3 separate regions of the Mus musculus genome follow, and all the other regions are linked to region 3. The links are chromatin contacts, found by Hi-C or POLR2A ChIA-PET in ENCODE. All regions are on one chromosome and are shown on one strand. Each heading gives the region's core, a stretch centred on a gene start or an enhancer-like site at or near the end of the contact. The rest is flanking DNA. Distances are from core to core; before and after follow the strand shown. Region 1 overlaps Tbc1d8 (TBC1 domain family, member 8). Region 2 overlaps Tbc1d8 (TBC1 domain family, member 8). Region 3 holds the start of Tbc1d8 (TBC1 domain family, member 8).

The links. Hi-C counts contacts between places; a loop is a spot of excess contacts on that map. ChIA-PET counts read pairs that join two places held with the same protein, here RNA polymerase II (POLR2A).
Region 1: a map of heart shows a loop between it and region 3 (1.9-fold over the local background). The contact joins the enhancer-like site here to the promoter of Tbc1d8 in region 3. A Hi-C loop is called at or near these places in 1 of 37 maps with a recorded cell type or tissue (heart). POLR2A ChIA-PET finds 5 or more read pairs at or near these places in 3 of 5 experiments (Patski and embryonic stem cell).
Region 2: a loop to region 3 is called in a map of heart, with 2.0 times the contacts of the local background. The contact joins the enhancer-like site here to the promoter of Tbc1d8 in region 3. A Hi-C loop is called at or near these places in 5 of 37 maps with a recorded cell type or tissue (gastrocnemius, heart and left cerebral cortex). POLR2A ChIA-PET finds 5 or more read pairs at or near these places in 3 of 5 experiments (all embryonic stem cell).

What each region holds. Positions count from the first base shown.
Region 1 is chr1:39,416,547-39,419,835 of GRCm38, reverse strand. All of the region lies in intron 2 of Tbc1d8 (TBC1 domain family, member 8), which reads left to right. Among named protein-coding and RNA genes, the nearest start is that of Rpl31, 50 kb to the right of the region's middle. Within about 2 kb of position 1,760, at least 3 of the 3 ENCODE cell types and tissues checked have a DNase peak (open chromatin) inside an H3K27ac peak, as active enhancers do; they include heart, where a contact is called at or near this core.
Region 2 is chr1:39,438,926-39,442,142 of GRCm38, reverse strand. The region is part of intron 1 of Tbc1d8 (TBC1 domain family, member 8); the gene reads left to right. Among named protein-coding and RNA genes, the nearest start is that of Tbc1d8, 38 kb to the left of the region's middle. Within about 2 kb of position 1,721, at least 1 of the 3 ENCODE cell types and tissues checked has a DNase peak (open chromatin) inside an H3K27ac peak, as active enhancers do; it is gastrocnemius, where a contact is called at or near this core.
Region 3 is chr1:39,477,148-39,480,410 of GRCm38, reverse strand. Tbc1d8 (TBC1 domain family, member 8) reads left to right here and starts at 1,664. Exons shown (of 20, transcript NM_018775.4): 1 at 1,664-1,971. The coding sequence starts at 1,845.

The DNA.
Region 1 (3,289 bases), core at 511-3,010, 61 kb after region 3:
TCTGTTACCATAAGCTTTTCTTTTGGTGTGAAGACAGCATCGCACCACTGAACTGCATTCCCACCTGGGCTCTGCCTATACAGGTGAGCTTCCGCGGCATTCCCGCCTGGGCATGTGTCAGAATTTCCTTTTTCGGGCTGCGTGGTAATACAGTTTCTGGTGGCTTTCTTTTTGGAGTTAGACATCTAACCATTGGCACTGCATAGATGAGGACAATTTTGAGGAAGGTAGAATCCCAGGAGCTAATCCCTAGTCAGGTGGAGAACAGGTTAGACCAGTGGTTCTCAACCTTCCTAATGCTGTAGACCCTTGAATACAGCTCCTCGTGTTGAGACTTCTAGCCATAAAATTTCCTTGATACTTCATAACTAATTCTGCTACCATTATGAATCATGTGTAGGTATCTGATATGCAGAGTATCTGATATGTGACTTCCAAAGGGGTCACCACCCACAGGTTGAGAACCTCTGGGTTAGGCTGTCTGGATCCTGCTGAATGGATTCCTATGCTGTGGTGAGTTATTGGGCCCTATAAGGACGAGGCTTCCTTGTCATTGCCATGTCTGGTGCTCTCAGTCTTGCCCTGCACCCGAGACGTGCAGGCCCATGCTGCCCTCTGTGCCTCCTGTTGCTGTTCCCTCATGACATGTCCTGGTCATCGTCAGTGGTCCTCAGTGCTATCTCAGAATTGCTGCCGTGCCCTTCTTAGTCCCCAGCATGGCCTGGAACACTGGCCGGATTGTTTGTTGTCCACATTTGATCTCAGGAAGCACAAAAGAGAATAGGAAAGAGCTGCCTGGCTCTGAGTTATCTGCTTAGAATCATTCCAAGAATCAGATGGCTTATGCAATAAGTTGACGCCTTCCATTATTGTCAGCTGAGGCCTTGGGGGTGTCTTACCCAGTTCCTGGAAGAAGACATCCTCGGGTCGTAGTGAAAGGTGGCAGAGCACCCCTCTCAGGCATCGGAGCCTTGCACAGAAGAACGCTCAACAATGCTCATGTCTTCCCAGGCATGCGTTTGCACTTGCACTGGCCTGAGGAGTTCATAGCTGCTTAAGTTCAGAGTCTCCCTCCTTGCTTTCGAGGTCTGTCCCCATGGGGTTGAATTAAATGAAGACAGAGCAGTGAGAGCCAGGAGCAAGCTTTCCATGGACCTGGTGGGAGAGGGTGTGTGGACTGAGCCTGATGCTTGCAGATTCAACCAAAATGGATAATATGTATAAATGTAACATGTTATATTATGCATATCTCCCTTGCATCTGTACTGGCCATGTAAGACTTCTTGGTATTCCATGAAGAATATGCTATGGGAATTCTGTATCATTAACTTTGTTCCGGACACTGTAAGGAATCTGGAGATAACTTCAGGAATTCAGGAGGAGTGTGTAAGTTACCTGCAAAGGCCGTGCCACCTTAAAGAAGAACCTGAGCCGTCTCAGACGCTCTTGTCTTTGGGAGGTCCTGGATCAAGCACATATACAGGCCCAGCCCTCTGGTGCATGTAGAGGGACTATTGTAGTTTGAAGAACTCTTAATTAAAGGTTTAGATTTAGAAAATGAAAACAGACATGTTTTCATGACAGGAAAGGGGAACCATTTGCTAATCAAAACAGGTTGCCTGTTTTTAAAAGCTCGGGCCCCCAGGAGCTAATTCTCTCCACTGAGCCCCTCTACTGCCCCCCTTGCGAATCTCTCAGCAGCACATAGGGGCAGCACACCCTACCCTGGAGGGGGGAAGATGCAGAGCACCGGAAGCTGGCCGCTTGCCAGGGTCACACCAGGCGCTGGGGTGCTCGAGGGCAGCTTAGCTGCAGGCTCTGACAGAGTGTACTCTCAGAGTGTTCCTTCTGACGCATGTACGGTTTCTTATCCGTGCCCTTGACTGCGGTTGGTGTTTTGCTCCCTTGTATTCTGCCTCACTGTTTGCTTTGTCTTTGTGGAGTGGATTTTATTAAGGGAGGAAATGTTCCCGGGTGGACCAGATTAGTGTCTTCCTGAACTTCGTACCAAGGTGGCAGAAGACATGCCAGCTTGTTTTCTCTGAGCAGAGGACTTGCAGGGTGCTTCAAGGAACATCTGGGAGGTGGCCCAGCAGCGGGGAAAGTGTGAGCTTTCTGGGTCAGGATTGTTACACTTGTTTTCGGTAGCTTCGGCATTTCCTTGGAACAACACTAGCTGGAATTTTCCATGTGGGCTTCACCTTTAGAAGTGGGGAGAGGGTGGTCAATTAATGTTTCTTCCTTGTCCCGGAGGTACTCGCAATTGAGCTATTAATGTGTTTTTTTTTTTAAGTAATTTTGCCTATGAATAAATAACTTTCATCGAAGAACATCTTCTTCCTTCTGTGATGTATACATTGCTGATAGGGGTTAAGATTAAAAATCTCTTAGAGCTGAGTGAGTTGGTACATGCCTGTAGTCCTAGCTACTCAAGATACTGAGGCAGGAAGATCACTTAATCACATAAATTTGAGACCAGCCTGGACTATATAAGGAAGCAAACTGAAGCAAATTAAAATTTGAATCTTAAAATCAAAGGTTGCCTGACTTGCAGTGTAGGTCCTGACATCAACAGAGACCACCTGGAGGGGGTGCTTTAAAGATACCCAAGTTAATTCTCTTTTTTAATAGAAGAGGAGGCTGGCTGGTGCAGTGGTTAAGAACACTGACTGCTCTTTTAAAGACCCTGAGTTCAATTCCCAGCAACCACAAGGTGGCTCACAACCATCTGTAATGGGATCCGATGCCCTCTTCTGGTGTGTTTGAAGACAGCGACAGTGTACTCACACATAAAATAAATAAATACAATTAAAAAAAAAAAATAGAAGAGGAGGCTCTGAGATACAAGGCTCACAGAAAGATAATCCTCCTAACTATTAGGTAACCCCTTAGTGATATGGAAGGCGTGCCATGGGAGTCCATGTGACCCCTGTGCTGTGTGCTGCCCAGCAGGGGCTCTTTCTCTGTCTTACTGGAGTCACAGTGGTGGGAGAGGTCAGTGATGCTGTCCCAAACAACTTGGCTAAGTGGCGGCTTCCCTGGCTTTTTGGCCATGAGGAAAGCAGCTAATACAGTGGTTCTCAACCTGTGGGTCGGGACCCACTTGGAGTCCCAAATTATGTGTTTATATAATGATGCATAACAGTAGCAAGATTGGGCTGCAGCGATGGCTCAGTGGTTAGGAGCACTGACTGCTTTTCCAAAGGTCCTGAGTTCAATTCCCAGCAACCACATGGTGGCTCACAACCATCTGTAATGGGATCTGATGCCCTCTTGTGGTGTGTTTGAA
Region 2 (3,217 bases), core at 472-2,971, 38 kb after region 3:
TGTGGGGTTAATTTTGGTAAGAGGAGAGAACATTGTCACAGCACCTGTGTTAAATTCAAGGCCCAACACTGAGATCACGGAGAAAACTACAGAGCCATGAGATGGTCCCTGCTGGTCCCATGTCATCTGAAGCCTGATCCCAGAGCATCTGGATCCAGCAGGAATCAAAGGAGGATGGCAAGTTCTTAGTAAGCCCTCCCTTAGGTTCTCATTATACAAGCTGTCATCCGCCATCGCTCTCAGCCAGAGTTGTTATTCTAAGAGCCTAAAAATAGGAGTGTTTTGCTCACTGGAATGCCAGGAGGATTTTCCCCACAGTGCCAGACAAGCCATTTGGAGCTTCTGCGGAGGACTGCACCCCACAAGCTGCCCTGCGGTCCCCTGAAGAACAGTCGTGAATTTGTGCATATTGGTTTTAGGATTGTTATCTCTAGTATTTTGTTTTTCTGTATTTGTATGTGGGTTTGTGCACATGAGTGCAGGTGAACGAAGCCTGGGGTATTGGGATTCTCCTGGAGCTGGAGTTACTGATGACTGGCAGCCACCTGATGTGGGTGCTGGGGACCAAACCCTGGTCCTCTATAGACCAGAGGACTCTCCACACCCTTTATTCATCTTTTTATAAAACAGAGTCTCAGGTATTCCAAGCTTCCATGTTGGCTTTGAACTCTCAATCCTTTTGCCTCCGCTGTGTAAGTTCTGGGGTTGCAGATGTGTGCCACTATGCCATGCATAGCTCCGTTGCTGTCAGGGGCTGTGTGTTACAGACGGTGTGTAGGGTGTTTGTTAGTGTTCTAATGTTCCTGTGTGCACGCCGCTGTCAGGGGCTGTGTTAGAGCTCTACTTTATGGCAGCTCTACTTACGAATTCTGACTTTGGTCTCACTCCTGTTCTCCTGCCGCAGCCTCCCAAGTACGTACTTGTTTTTGACTGTTGTGGTCAATATTATTTGGGAGTTTCTACTCCACCTTAGCTCATTTAGTTCCCAAATAAAAGACAAAAAACCTTTATGTTTATAATAAGCCTTAAAGCACTAGAGTTGGGCAGGTATCAACCCTCTATGCTATTTTGTCTACTTCCCTGTCAATAGCCCCGAGATATCACTTGCTGTGCTCCATCTGGGCCACTCCTATTTCAACAGGCTGGCCCTCATGGCCACATGCTCACGGTCCACCTACCCCATGGGCTTCTTTCTTCTTCTTCCTCTCTCTTCTTCCTCTTCGTGGTCCCTGCCTCAGACCCCCCAAGCCTGGGAACCGAAGCCCCACTTACCTCTCTTCCGCCCAGCTATAGGCTGTAGGCATCCTTATTAACCAAGTGGTACTTGGATGGGAAACACAGTGTGTAAGATGTTGGTGTGTACACACCTGGGGAGCAAGGTTCATACAACTAAAGCTGGTATTCGTGAGGATCCGCTCCTCTGGGAGCAACCAGATCTTGGGTTACAGAATTCAGCATCTGAATACAGAGCAGCATCAGACCAAACCTTTGCATTTGACTCCTTTGGAGTTTATAGAAGTCTTTCTCTTTGAGAGTGTCCCTTTGCCATTCAAGACTCTGAAAAATTAGCCGACTGAAGAAAAAGTTTCGAATTTGTCCTTTCAGAACCTCCATGTCTCTGTGCCATCGTCACCGTGTCTCCTTTGCTTCTTCTCTGTGGTGTGTTTCTGTAGACATTCGGAGGCAGCATGCTGAGAGCTCTGGCTGGCTGGCATGGCTCCTGCTCTGGCCGTGAGTTTCAGGTGGCTCCCATCATACTTGTGACACATCTCTTAATGGCCATTGGCTGGCCTGAGTTTCCTTATCACATTTAGAACAGCTGTGGAGTTACTGAAACGGTTGTCATGGTAACCCAGAGCTCCGGCTACCCCATCCCAGTTTCTCCTGTGACTGATGGTACAGTATGCCTGTGGCTTTTGAACTGATACTGATGTACTACAACAGTAGACAGAACAGCAGCTCCAGTCTTTGTATATGTTGTTATATAGTAAAGGTTACAGATCAGCTGACCCTAAATAGTCAGTTAATTACCCTTGCGGCCTTGTGTACACAAAGCAGGGCCTTGCCAGGTGAAGTCAGTGCTGTGCCACGGAGCTGATGTGTATGTGAGTGTGTATGTGTGTGTGAGTGGGTGGGTGTGAGTGTGTATGTGGTATGTGTGAGTGTGTGTCAGGGGTTATGTGTATGTATGTGTGTGTGTGTGTCTGGTGTGTTTAGTGCTTCCATACTGCCTGGCACATCTTGGCTATCTCCTGCCATAGTTCCAGAAGGAACATTTTCTCCAATCTTGGGCACAGATCCAATTACTTTGGTAACAGCTTATTTTATTGGCGAGAGGTACCAGAACCAGCTCAGGGAGCTGCGTGTCTACTCACCAATTCTGGATCTAGGGGATATGTGTACACACAGTAACACGTGGATGTGCACATATCTAGACCTTGTTTTAAGAACATACGTACACAATGGTGATGGTGCCCAAGTGTGTAAGTGTGCTCCAGTGTCACAGATGATCTGGCTGCAGCTTACTGTACAATCCAGCTGTCCTTGAACTGCAGCAGTGAGACAACCCTCCTGCCCCAGCATCCCAAGCCTAACAACTACAAGAGAATGCCACGATGCTCGGTGTTGTATTTCTCTAAGCAACCGTGCCAGTGATGTGCAGAGACGAGCCTGGGAGGATTCTTGCACACACAGGGTTATATGCTATGCAACAGTAGGGGTGTGTTGTAGGAGACACACTGCTGCTGCTGTTCTGTGACACTGGAGCACACTTACACACTTGGGCACCATTACCATTGTGTACCTATGGTAGATGCTGTAACTTACTGCTCCAGGCTACAAACATGCCACAGCACTGGAAACTATGTGTAGCTGTAACATAGTGTCATGTCTAAATATGTTTAGACATGTTGAAACATTGTCTAGATGTTGAAAAAGGTACAAAGTAACAGGATGGGTGTTGTACCTGTGTAGGGTGACATTGCGCAGTGCTAAAATTTCCTTTGGAGGCGTTGCATGATACTGTCCCTGGGAGTTGGAAACAAAAGCCTACCCACCCCACATAGGGAGCCTAGAGCAGACCGAAGAGTAAGGATCCCACTACATCCAACTTAGTGAACTGCTGAGTTTTGCATTGGGGTTATTTACAGAAATATGGGTTAGGGGTCACCTATAGGAGCACAAATGACTCAAGGACAGCTGCATCACCAGAGGCCCA
Region 3 (3,263 bases), core at 415-2,914:
AGGGTGCCTGGGAATGTTTCGTGAAGGAATCTTTTCTTGCCACCCATCCCTGACTCCTCTGACTCTGGTGTGGCTCCAAGCCTGTGATTGTGGCTTATAAACTTCTGTTTTCTTGAGAAGATGGTTGCCTGTGGCTGGCCAGTGTACCAGCTTTCTCAATATCTCTCTTTCTTCTTCTTCTTCTTCTTCTTCTTCTTCTTCTTCTTCTTCTTCTTCTTCTTCTTCCTCTTCTTTCTCTCTGTATTTTTTGATTGGTCTGCAGAGAAATGGGCTTACTTCGTGGTGACATTTGTATACAACATGGCTCTAAAACTTGCTTATTTTCCCCTCCACCGTCCTCCCCATCCCCCAACCTCCCGTCTCACTTTGCTTTCTACAGGGCTACTGTCTGTTGGATCTGACCAGTTTCTGATCCTCCCCCAGGACAGCTTCTACTTTCCAGTTCTGTCCTACTTAACAACCACATTTTGTCCTTTTGTCAAAACCCAGGGACTAAGGGAACCTTTCCCCTCCCTTTGGCTAAGATATCCGATCTAACCACCTCCCCACAGAGAACACGTGGATCCCTTTCCCTCGGCCTTTTTCAAGGACAGCTAACATGTCTACTCTAGCCTAGAGAAAATATTTATTTAAAACCCTGTACTCACATGCCCCGTGGCTTCTCGTTACTATTACCTGCTCCCATGTTCTAGTGGGTTTGTTTTTTTCTTTAATGTTTTCTCAGAATAGACACAAGAGCCTTATTTTTTTCCGGAGAGGACCTGCAGGGGTGAGTCTCATAGTGGTGCCTTCTAGGTCCTATGTCTCTGTAAGACATTCAGTGTTCAGTATGGTCTGCTGCTGGACTCAGGTTTCTGCGTTGCCACCTCTCCTATAGCTTCAGTTGTATCCTTACAAAAGCATGAAAAAATATTCTGTAAGAGAAATAATAAGTGGGGGATGTCAAGAATGACTCCTGCTGCCAGGCCTGATGACCTGAGTTGGATTCCCAGGGTCCACATAATGGAAGCCAAGACTGACTCCTCAAAGTTGTCTTCTGACTTCCACGCGCCAAACTGTCTCTCGTGACCACCCCCTCCAATAAATAAAATGTAATAAAGAAGAAATGTAAATGTTTGAATTAACGGAAAGCAATTTCTCTGACCCTCTCCTTGCTGTATATATGGACTAAAATATGTAGCATTCTGTGTTAATTTAAAAAAAAAATGAAGAGCGCAGCATTAAAAAAAAATCCAGATACAATTGTCTCCAATTTTCAGTGTTAGCTTTTGGTTATTTGAAACTTGAACACACTCCAGTTTACTGGCGTGCATTGTGCTCTTTAAGGTTAAGACTCTGGGTTGGGCAACCTGCAGCTTGGATAACAAGATGTCTTTTCCCCCTAGGTCCTTCCTCCAGCTTTTAAACAAGGAGCGTGGAGACAACTTGCGCAGTTGCTCGCTTCCTACCGGGAAGGAGGGAATTCGAGACTCGTCCGGGACTAGAGGGAGGAGACCTGGCAGTGGCTCCGATTTCCTCCCGCCACTCCGGAACCCTGGCCGGGAGCCGCAGAGACTAGGAAACCAGGGAGGCGCCACTGGAGCCTCGGGGAGGGTGGAGGGCGTGGCTTCGGGGGTGGGCGGGACCGCGGCTGGTGGGCAGGGTCTAGCCGGGGCGGGGCCACGGCAGGCAGCGCGGGGTGAGCCCGGCGAGCTGTGGTCTCCGCGCTCCGGGGCTCGGCAGGCGCTCCCGCTTCTGTCTCCGCGCGCAGTTCCCGCCGCCTCCTTCCAAGCGGGCTCGGCCCGGTGCGGCCGGCTGCTGGGGCGATGTGAACCGGGACCCGCAGGCGCGGCAGGTTCGCCGCGATGTGGCTCAAGCCCGAGGAGGTGCTGCTCAAGAACGCGCTGAAGCTCTGGGTGACCCAGAAGAGCAGCTGCTACTTCGTCTTGCAGCGGCGCCGCGGGCACGGCGAGGGGGGCGGCCGCCTCACCGGTAAGGGGCGCGCGCGGCGGCCCGGCCCGGCCTCTGTCCCTGCCGCCCGGCCGCGTCGCAGGTGGTGTCTCGGTGGCAGCCGACGAGGCCAGGACGGCCCTGCCTATGGCTTGTTTTCCTTTTTCCTGCGTTTCTCACGCGAGCTCCGGTCGGGCTTGGAGCTCAGGGACCCACGGGCCGAGAGAGGCAGGTGCATCTGGTGTGACCTGGCTCGCGAACGCTGGAGACGCAGCTTCTAGAGCTTGCCCCAAGGCAGCGAGATCGGGGCGCCCTAGGGCCCCGCCAGGTGACAGAAGGGTGCGCCCAGGCAGGCCCGGACTTGGCCATCTGGACGCAGCTGTGGCTCCAGGTGGTGTTGCAGCTGCGGACTTCAGGCCAGATCATCGGGAGGTTCTAGAGATCCAGGACTTTCTGGCCCAGGAGGCGGGGGCTGTCTTCGCTTCGAGGGGAAACTGAGGCACTATAGTTGCGTAGCGAAGTTAAGCATGCCGCTTTTGTTTCTCCTTTCAATGTCTTCTGTGGAACGATAGGACAAAAATACGATAGGCTTTGAAGTTGTCTCCAAGCAAGGCATTTTCCCCTTCTAAAAGTTATGGCTCAAAGCTGTTAAGAGATTGGGATCAGCTCGCGTTATTAGCTAGAGCACCTGCTCAATCAGGGAAGGGGAATTGTCGTGTTTTGCCTAGGGGGTTGGAATGATTCCTTTGGTTAAGGAGCCACCTCTGGTAAAAGGGACTTCAGATGATGGTCCTTTCATAACCTTCTACTGAATGTCGCTGAGGGGGTCAACAGACCTAAACGGTGCGCTCGGGTTAATTGCTGGTGACTGTCTGCACCTGGGCCAGTCTGGAGACGGCCCTTTGGGAGCAGAGTCTGGTTGGAGAAATGAGGAATATGCTTCTACCTAAAATCATGTATTTTAGCTTCAGGAAAAGCTAGCAGGTGTAGGGTGGGGTCAGGGTCCACGATGACAACCGAGACTCTCCTGAGAATTCAGTAGTGGGTAGGAGACCACAGGATTCTGGTTGAAAGGGTTAGTAGACAGTGGAACGTTCTGGGCAGCTGAGTGGCCACGAACCCCCCTGAACAGGGACAACTTGTGCAGCAGGTGGGCTTCGTGGGGGTGGGGGGAGAGTTACAGTAGAAGGAAGGGGGCCTTTGAGCCCTTTGTGAGGCCCTGGGTAGCACCATGGAATTTAGTGTTGGACTGGAGAACAAGAACTTGGTAGCATCCTGCAAAGCTCAGTAGAGGCCAAGTGGCCTGAGAGGGCTGTGTATGTACAACACTGGAG